2 separate regions of the Mus musculus genome follow, and region 2 is linked to region 1. Evidence: chromatin loops called from intact Hi-C (ENCODE). Cell type or tissue: gastrocnemius. All regions are shown on one strand. Region 1 overlaps Snrnp70 (small nuclear ribonucleoprotein 70 (U1)). Region 2 overlaps Ppfia3 (protein tyrosine phosphatase, receptor type, f polypeptide (PTPRF), interacting protein (liprin), alpha 3).

Region 1 (4,000 bases):
GAGCACTGGTTGCTCTTCCAGAAGGCTGGAGTTTGATTCCCAGCTGCTGCAAAACAAGTCATAACTGTCCAACTGCAGTTACAGGGAATTCTATGCCCTTTTCTAATACTCTCATACATATATAAGAAAAATTAATAAAACATACAAGAAATGTAAAAAGGGGGGCTGGAGAGATGGTTCAACAGGTAAGAGTACTGAATGCTCTTCCGAAGGTCTTGAGTTCAAATCCCAGTAACCACATGGTGGCTCACAACCATCCGTAATGAGTTCTGACACACTCTTCTGGGGTGTGTGAAGACAGATACAGTGTACCTGTATACATAAAATAAATAAATCTTTTTTTTTTTAAAGAAAGAAATGGGGGCTGGAGAGATGGCTCAGTGGTTAAGAGCGCCGACTGCTCTTCTGAAGGTCCAGAGTTCAAATCCCAGCAACCACATGGTGGCTCACAACCATCCGTAACGAAATCTGATGCCCTCTTCTGGAGTGTCTGAAGACAGCTACAGTGTACTTACATATAATAAATAAATAAATAAATAAATCTTAAAAAAAATGTAAAAAGGAAACCCTGGTGTTGTTATAATTTCTGACCCCAATAAGCTGGTATACAATCCAGTTCTTATAATTATAAGCTATAAGCCTAGATCAGGCAGACCTAACACTACACTAACTTGTTCCCCAGGTTTAAGACCCCTCACTACTGGCAATATATGGCTCTGCTCCATCATAGCTTCCTCCTCTTCTTCAGTCCTCGTCCTCTTTTCCTCTCTACCTGCCCCCACCGTCAAAGACCTCCCATCCCACCTTTCTCCTCAACTGCCCAATCACAGGCTCTAGCCTTTACTGACTAGTTAAAGCTGGGGAGAAGGTTCACAAGAGATCAATTGCTTGTAGGGGAAAAAGAATTAACATCAAAATACAAATCACCAGGACAACCCACAAAGGCCAATCCAAGTGCAGTGCAAGTGGTTGCTAGGAAAGTGACCCCAACTCTGCTTCTCAAGCTCCCAAGAGAAGAGCCCCACAAGTGACCTGGGAAGAGGATGAAAATGAGACTGAAGGGGAAGATTGCTAGGAGGGAGAACCTTACACATTTTCAGCTCTGTCTCCACTTCCTGCTGTCGCCGTTCAATTTTTTCCCGTCTCTGCCAGTAGAAAAAAGAAGTAAAGTAAGTGTACCCAGAAGTATCTTCATTTCAGGGACCATCTGGAAAAAAGTAGCTAAAAAAATACAACAAGCCAACCCAAAAGACTCAGAGGTAAAAACAGCATACCTTTCTCTCCATGCGTTCTTCCCGGGTTTCTGCTCTTGTTGGAGGAGGAGCATCTCGAGGGTCCTAGAAACAAGAAAGGTGACAGGGAAGGAATGCTGATGGAATAGCAAGGCGTACCACAACAAAGACTCTCTCATACACCTTCCCAACACAAATGCCAGAAGTTCCCTATAAAGGGGAGGAGTGGTCCAGATTGGGTATACTCCAAGGACCAATGCTGACCAGGCTGCCGCACACCTGCGGCATAGTCACAGAGACACCTCCAGTGTTCAGAAACTTCTGCCCAGTCCAAGTAACTTTATGTCTACTACGCATAATTTTTAAAAAACCAACAAACAAACAAACCTGTCTGATTTTTGAAGGTCTTTAAAAAAAAAATAAACAGAAACAATTTCTTTGTATTTACCAAAAGCATCAATTTCTGGGCAATGGTAGCACACACCTTTACCAGCACTTGAGAGAACTGGCAGGCTGATCTCTGAATGGGAGTCCAGCCTGGTCTACAGAGCAAGCTCAGGACAGGGTAAAAAAAAAAAAAAGAACATCAGTCTAAATGCCTATAGCCATTTGACATGATGTAGATGTCATAGCTGTAAAATATAATACCAAAGCTGCATAGTTCCTTCCATAGCCAAGAATCCTGTCACTTTCCACAGTTCCAAATATGATTTACAGACAGCCAAAAGCTAGAAATATGCCTGAAATAATGGTGGACAGGGCAGACCTCCAAAGCAAGACAATCTGCAAAGACATAGCAAGTCATAAAATGATACCTCTCCAGGCTATCATTAAATGCTAATTGGCACATGACCTGCAAAAAGGGTACCCCTGAGCTATATCCATTAAATTAAATATTTATTGTATAATAACATTTCTCAAGTAGAGGTTTACCAAGGTAGGCAGACAAATATTACTAAAGAATCACCTTTCTGTTATCTAGTAAATTCTGCTTTTCCTACTCAATATCAGAATGTTCCTCCTAAGACTTGTGGTTATATGGCAGTATTCCTTAGGTTTGCTCTGAAGGTGGGCATGACAAACTTTCTGCATAAAAGAACTGACTCCAAGAAGCTCAAGTGACTCAGATTAAGTCATATGTACTCAGCAAGTAGAGCCAAACCCCTAGCTCCCAGCTGTGAGCACTGCAAGATGCTATAGTGTTCAGCACTAGTAAACACTATCCTCTTCTAAAAATAACCTTACTTTTACATTATTTATTTATCTGTTTGTTTATTTAGCTAAGGATGTATGTGCGTATCACTGTGCACATAGAGATCAGAGGACAGCATGCTAGAGCATACCCTCTCCTTCCATATTGTGGATTCTAGGAACAGAACTCGGATTTCTTGGCAGCAATCACCTTTTACTGCTAAATCATATTGTCTACGCAACCTTGTCCTCTTAAAGACAAAAAAACAGTAACTACATTGACAAGCATTGATATTTACTGCCTTATTCCAAACCCTTTAACATAAATTCTGTGACTCAGCTCTCTACTGGTTTCATCTTACTGCTACCTCTTGCTAAAGGCCAACCTAACCAATGCGTTAAACATTATGTTTTCTGGGTTAGTGGCAGATACTTATAATTCTAACTCTTTGAGTACAGTAAGCATCAAGAGTTCAAGTTTAGCCTTAGTGACAAGGAGAAATCTACAAGACCATGAAAGAATGTATTCCCCCCACCCCCCAGCCAAAGAGTCAAAACAACAACAACCCACAAACAAAACAAAATCGACAGAGGTGGATCACCTAACCCTGGAGAGGCAAAGGCAAGCAGATCTCTTGAGTTTGAGGCCAGCCTGGTCTACAGAGTGAGTTCCAGAACAGCCAGGGCTACACAGAGAAACCCTGTCTGGGGACTTAGGAGTCAGGGTGGAGACACAATTGCCAATGTAACCAATTTGGCCAATCACTTGGGCTAGGGACTACCACATCCATACAAAAGATATTCTTAACCCTACAAGGAAATGAGCCGCTCCTGGAAGCACACACCCATTACATGCAGCATTTACATGACTGAGAAAGGACTGCCATAAGATCTAAGCTACACAGCAAAACCGTATCTCAAAACTCAACGAAAAGAGGTTAGCACTATGGTTCTGCAGGCTAAGGCTCTTGCAGCCACGCCTGACAACCTAGGCTTCATCTCTTGGACCCACAAGATGGAGAGAATGGCCTCTTTCAAGCTGTCCTCCGACATTCACAGATTTGCACATACACCCACATATACAAAAGTATAATTAAAAAAATTAAAATGCACACAAAAGCACAAAACATGATCAGAAAACGTAAAAGCCACATGTGTGAACCACACAACTAAAACTGTTTTGAAGCCGAATGCCTCAGGGTAGCCTGCCCCATCCAGAGCTAAACCCTCCCTCCCAACATGCTCACCTCAAACTCTCGGATGTATGGTGCAATGCCACAGTAAGGTTGGTTATGGTGTTTTTCATGTGGCAGCTTTTCCAGGGGTGGCAGGTATGGGATGGGATCTCGGGGTGCAAAAAGGGCCAGAAGGTTGGGAGGCAGAAACTGTGTCATCTTGCCAAATCTAAGACCAGAAACGTTATGTTAGCATACTTTACTTAGCACTGCTTTCTTTTAGGCCCCCTTCACCCAAAACAAACAAACAAACAAACAAACAGGTGTGAGATTTGGAGACGGATGCTGCTATCCTGGTCAAGGGAGTGACCAACATCTGCTTGAAGAAAAGCTCTTGGTAAG
Region 2 (4,000 bases), 52 kb before region 1:
CCCTGACCCTTGGGCACAGACACCGCCATAGCACGGGGGCGGGGAGGCCCCGGGGAACACGAGACAGGGGGGAGGGTCAGGGAACCCCGCTTGCAGATGACCCGGAGGACTGGCGACAAGACGCAGCGGGGCAGGACTGAGTGGCACGGGGCTGGGGAATGGGGCGAGGCTTGTAGCAGCGAGTCTCCCCTCCCCTCCTAGCGGACGGAGAAGGAAGACTTGGGCCCCGCGACTGGGCAATAGAAAGGGGAGGGGTGGCATCTCCCCGCATGCGGCCCGAGAGGGAAGCCCCGCCCCCTTTCCGCAGGTGCAGGGCGCCTGACTCCCATTCGAAACGGATCATCAATAAATTACAAAGTTGAGAAAAGGGAGACGGAAGTTTGGGGTGGGATTTCTTCCTGTCCTCTTCTTCGGCTGCCCCCTTTCAGTCCATTTCTTATGGTTTGGTCCAGGCCCAGTCCATTTGGGAGGCGGGAACACGCACACCCGGCTGGTATGTATAGGTGGTGCAGTCCGTAGGGCGAGCTCCCTCACGGCGGTCTCCTGCTAGACAATGCTCTGGAAAGGAGGGAAAACGGCCCAGCCTTCGGAGGGGTCTTCATAGGAGTGAGAATGAGGTCACTTTCATTGAGGTCAGACAGTTCACAGAGTGGGAACCATCTGGCACGCCATCCCGCGTTCCCGTTGTACCACCCTGAACCCCCCAAAATCACCTAGCAGAGTACTCACCTGGAGGTGCACACTAGCAGGAGTAAGTCCGGACCGAAACACCATCTGCTCGCGAACTCCCAGAAGTCTGGCCTGGAGAGAGTAACAGCGCTTTAACCTGGAACTACCCTAGTCTCCCCCAAGAAATCCCCCAATACTGGAGATTGGCCACGGAATTGCTAGTCAAAAGCCCTCCACTGAGCCACACACCCACAGTTTCTCATTGTGGGATTCTAGGCGGTTCCTTCACCAGTGAGCTACATGTCCAGCCTTCTTTTTACTTTTGGAAGCAATCTCACTAAGCAGCCCTGACTGTCTTGAACTCTCCTGTAGCCCAGGCAGGTAGGCTAGACCAGATAGATGGAAGGTGAACAAGATCTGGACTGTTACTTTTAAGAGTCCCTTACCTTCAGGCTGCAGTTTGCGGAGAGGAAGCCCGGGAGAGCCTAGGGCTCCTGCGGCAGCTGAGCGAAAGTTGGGGGGTAACATCTCGGCTGAATCGGGGGTTACACCCCGGAGGTCCTTCTCGCGGAACATCTTCCTCCAGGATGGGGAGCGGCTGAAGGACTTGGCACTGTCCTAGATGTACAAGAGGAGCCAAGGTGAGGGAGGCGGGCACAAGTTCCCATTAATCGTGACCCTCGCTAAATTCAGCATCCAATCACAATTGGTTGGCAATGCCAAGCCCCACCCCTTCAGCGCTGATCTGTAAGTGCAACTTGGGAAACTAGACCTCATTGCCACGCCCACCTCATCCAGCCGTCTGTCTGTGCCTAAGGAGATGAGGTTACTGAATTCTTTCTCCAGCAGTTGCCGAGCCTGGAAAAGAAAAGGGGAAAGAGGTTAGTTGGAGCATACAGGTGGGGGTGCCCAGCATGTTTGAGGACCAGCCAAAGCTCACTTGTGCATTCTGCGTAGGTATCTGTAGAAGCAAGGCCAGATCGGAGTAGTCGAAGGTTTCATCCAGAGCCAACAGTGCGCCGTGCACCCCACTCTCCGTGAGATTCGTAGCAAATTCCTTCAGGCCAAGACCAGACACCCAACCCATGACCCGTTCGTTGGACCACACCATCACGTCTGGAGAAGAAAGGGACTCTTAACTGTGCACCTCCCAGCGGCCAGCCTTGCCAAATTGGCCTAACTCCACCCTCATTTCCATGCCTAGCTAAATCTCTATGCTGGCTCCATCCCTCATCTTCTGGCCAACTAGGCTTGTTACTCCCTTTTCCCTCCCTAGCTACTCTCCACACTGGTTCTACTCAATATTTCTGGGAACAGCGCCTCCTAGAGAACAGGTTCATATTCTCTCTTAGCCAAGCCCCTATTTCCGGCTCCACCCCTTGCGTGATAGCGCGCCCCAGTGGCCATGCCCAGCTAGTCTACATAACATCACACTCAGTTTATTATCTAGCCACGCCCCCAGGGTGGTTCCACCCTGTTTCCAGTAGTTCTTGGTTTCTCAGGCTTTCCATCTTCCAGTTTGTCTCTCCACGTCCACATGGCCCCCGGGGGACCTCACCTCTGATTTGGGTCTGGCTTTCTTCCCTCCTCCGCTCCAGGTCCTTCCGGTCATAGTTGAGCCGCTTCAGGCACATAATACCATAGTGCAGACTAACCCTGAGCAGTGGGAGAAACTGAATCACCTAGGAGTCTTCCCATGGCCACTATTGTTGTTCTTATAGAACTCCCTCCCTCCCTCCTTTCCTCCCTCCCTTCCTCCCTCCCGGGAGTGTGTGTGTGTGTGTGTGTGTGTGTGTGTGTGTGTGTGTCTGTGTGTGTGTGTGTGTGTCTGTGTGTGTCTGTGTGTGTCTGTGTGTCTGTGTGTGTGTGTGTTATCCATACTAGGCAAAGGCACAAATCCCCAGTGCCTACTGGTTACTGTTTCTCTCTCTGTCTCCCTCTCTCTCCAAGATCTTTTAACGCTTCCTGGACTAAAACTCACTCTGTAGCCCAAGCTAACCTCAAACTTGCAGTCCTCCGGCCTCCCCCAGTAGCAGATCACCAGGACCACATCAGATATCGGTTTTTCTATGAACCACCCATCTTTGGTTCAAGGCGCACCAAGAGAAAATTTGATGGGACTTCCTATTGGTCAAAGCCTCTCTAGGGGTGTGACTTCTTCCCCTTGGGCTGTTCTCATTGGCCAGGCAGCCCCCACCTGTGGAAGCTGTCCACCATCTTGAGTTGGCCTCGCAGTTCCTTCTTGTTCAAATGGTCCAACATCCGCGCATCAACTAGCGACTCCATGAAGTAGCTTCGGTACTGGGGCAGCCCAAGGCTGGGCAGCCAGTCGTTCCCCACCCACTCGTGGTTCATGTCGCCATATGCCAGGATCTGGGGCCATGGGCAGGTGAGGGAAGGGGTCAGGCCCTCTTGTCCCTTCCCATATGTATAGGGAAAGGATATAATTCAGCCCCCATCCCAATTAGTTCTCTCCCCACCACAGAACAATCTGGCCCCACCACTGGGAACGCTGGACCAGATGAGGGTCTCATGTAGCCCAGGCTAGCTTCAAACTTCGGGTGAAGCTGAGAATGACCTTCGACTCTAGATCCCCCTGCCTCCACCCTTTTGGGTGCTGGGTTACAGATGTGTACCCCATATTCCAGGCTGGTGCTGGAACCTAAGACTCTATTCTAGGCAAGGGCTCCACCAGCTGCCCCCACCCCCAGCCCTGAAGGTCCGCATCCACTCCGCCCAAACATGACTACACCCAGAACGTCAGGGCTTCAGCGTGGCTCTCTTGCCACCCACAGACATCACTGCTGCACTACACGGAAAATACTAGTTCAAACAGTCCTGTATAGGATATGGCTATGAGACAAGCCTTTTGCAGTTTTAGGGCAAGGAAACAGACCAAAGCTCAACTGGGTGCCTCCACCCCTGGCAAGCTCAAGTCAGGCACCCTGTGTCTCTCTTCTCCAGGCCACGGTGTATTGTGTCTTCCCCACCTCGCACTGGCCTGGCCCACCTCGAGGCCACCATAACTAGCACAGCTGACACTGTGCCAAGCCCCTGAATGGTGCAGGCAGCCCTCTTCCCCAATCTCTCAATGCAGACCCTCACATCACCGGGCAGTTCCTTCTGGCTTCAGCAATCCCACAGTCCCCAGCTTCCGAGCAACCCACAGGCATGGAATGATAGCCCGTGCACCAGGCTGGAGGTAGACACTGAGGGCCTCCACTTTGTTGTCCCCCCCACCCCCCACAACACACACTAAGTCACTATGAACACAAGAACTAGGAACAGCTGAGCTCCACGCTGCAGCCTTCCCCTCCGGGGCAGGGACTTA

What was found. A loop is a pair of places that touch in the nucleus more often than their neighbours do. Peaks named below come from ENCODE experiments on the same cell type or tissue, not always from the same donor. Only the 100,000 strongest peaks of a DNase experiment are listed, where the experiment ranks them.
Region 2: it touches region 1 in a loop (5-fold over the local background); 1 of 42 quality-filtered maps calls a loop at or near these places.

The regions. Positions count from the first base shown.
Region 1 is chr7:45,390,989-45,394,988 of GRCm38, forward strand. Snrnp70 (small nuclear ribonucleoprotein 70 (U1)) reads right to left here. Exons shown (of 10, transcript NM_009224.5): 2 at 3,671-3,827; 3 at 1,275-1,337; 4 at 1,091-1,145. The coding sequence starts at 3,817. Among named protein-coding and RNA genes, the nearest start is that of Snrnp70, 2.8 kb to the right of the region's middle. In gastrocnemius, no CTCF peak of the experiment used is centred here; no DNase peak of the experiment used is centred here; H3K4me3 peaks cover 1,699 bases; H3K27ac peaks cover 2,255 bases.
Region 2 is chr7:45,339,460-45,343,459 of GRCm38, forward strand. It overlaps Ppfia3 (protein tyrosine phosphatase, receptor type, f polypeptide (PTPRF), interacting protein (liprin), alpha 3), which reads right to left. Exons shown (of 30, transcript NM_029741.2): 24 at 2,867-3,042; 25 at 2,228-2,325; 26 at 1,610-1,785; 27 at 1,459-1,527; 28 at 1,116-1,287; 29 at 730-801; 30 at 1-558. The coding sequence ends at 743. Among named protein-coding and RNA genes, the nearest start is that of Hrc, 6.2 kb to the left of the region's middle. In gastrocnemius, CTCF peaks have their summits at 221 and 2,032; DNase peaks (open chromatin) are centred at 226, 470, 1,375, 1,877 and 1 more place; H3K4me3 peaks cover 1,883 bases; H3K27ac peaks cover 1,730 bases.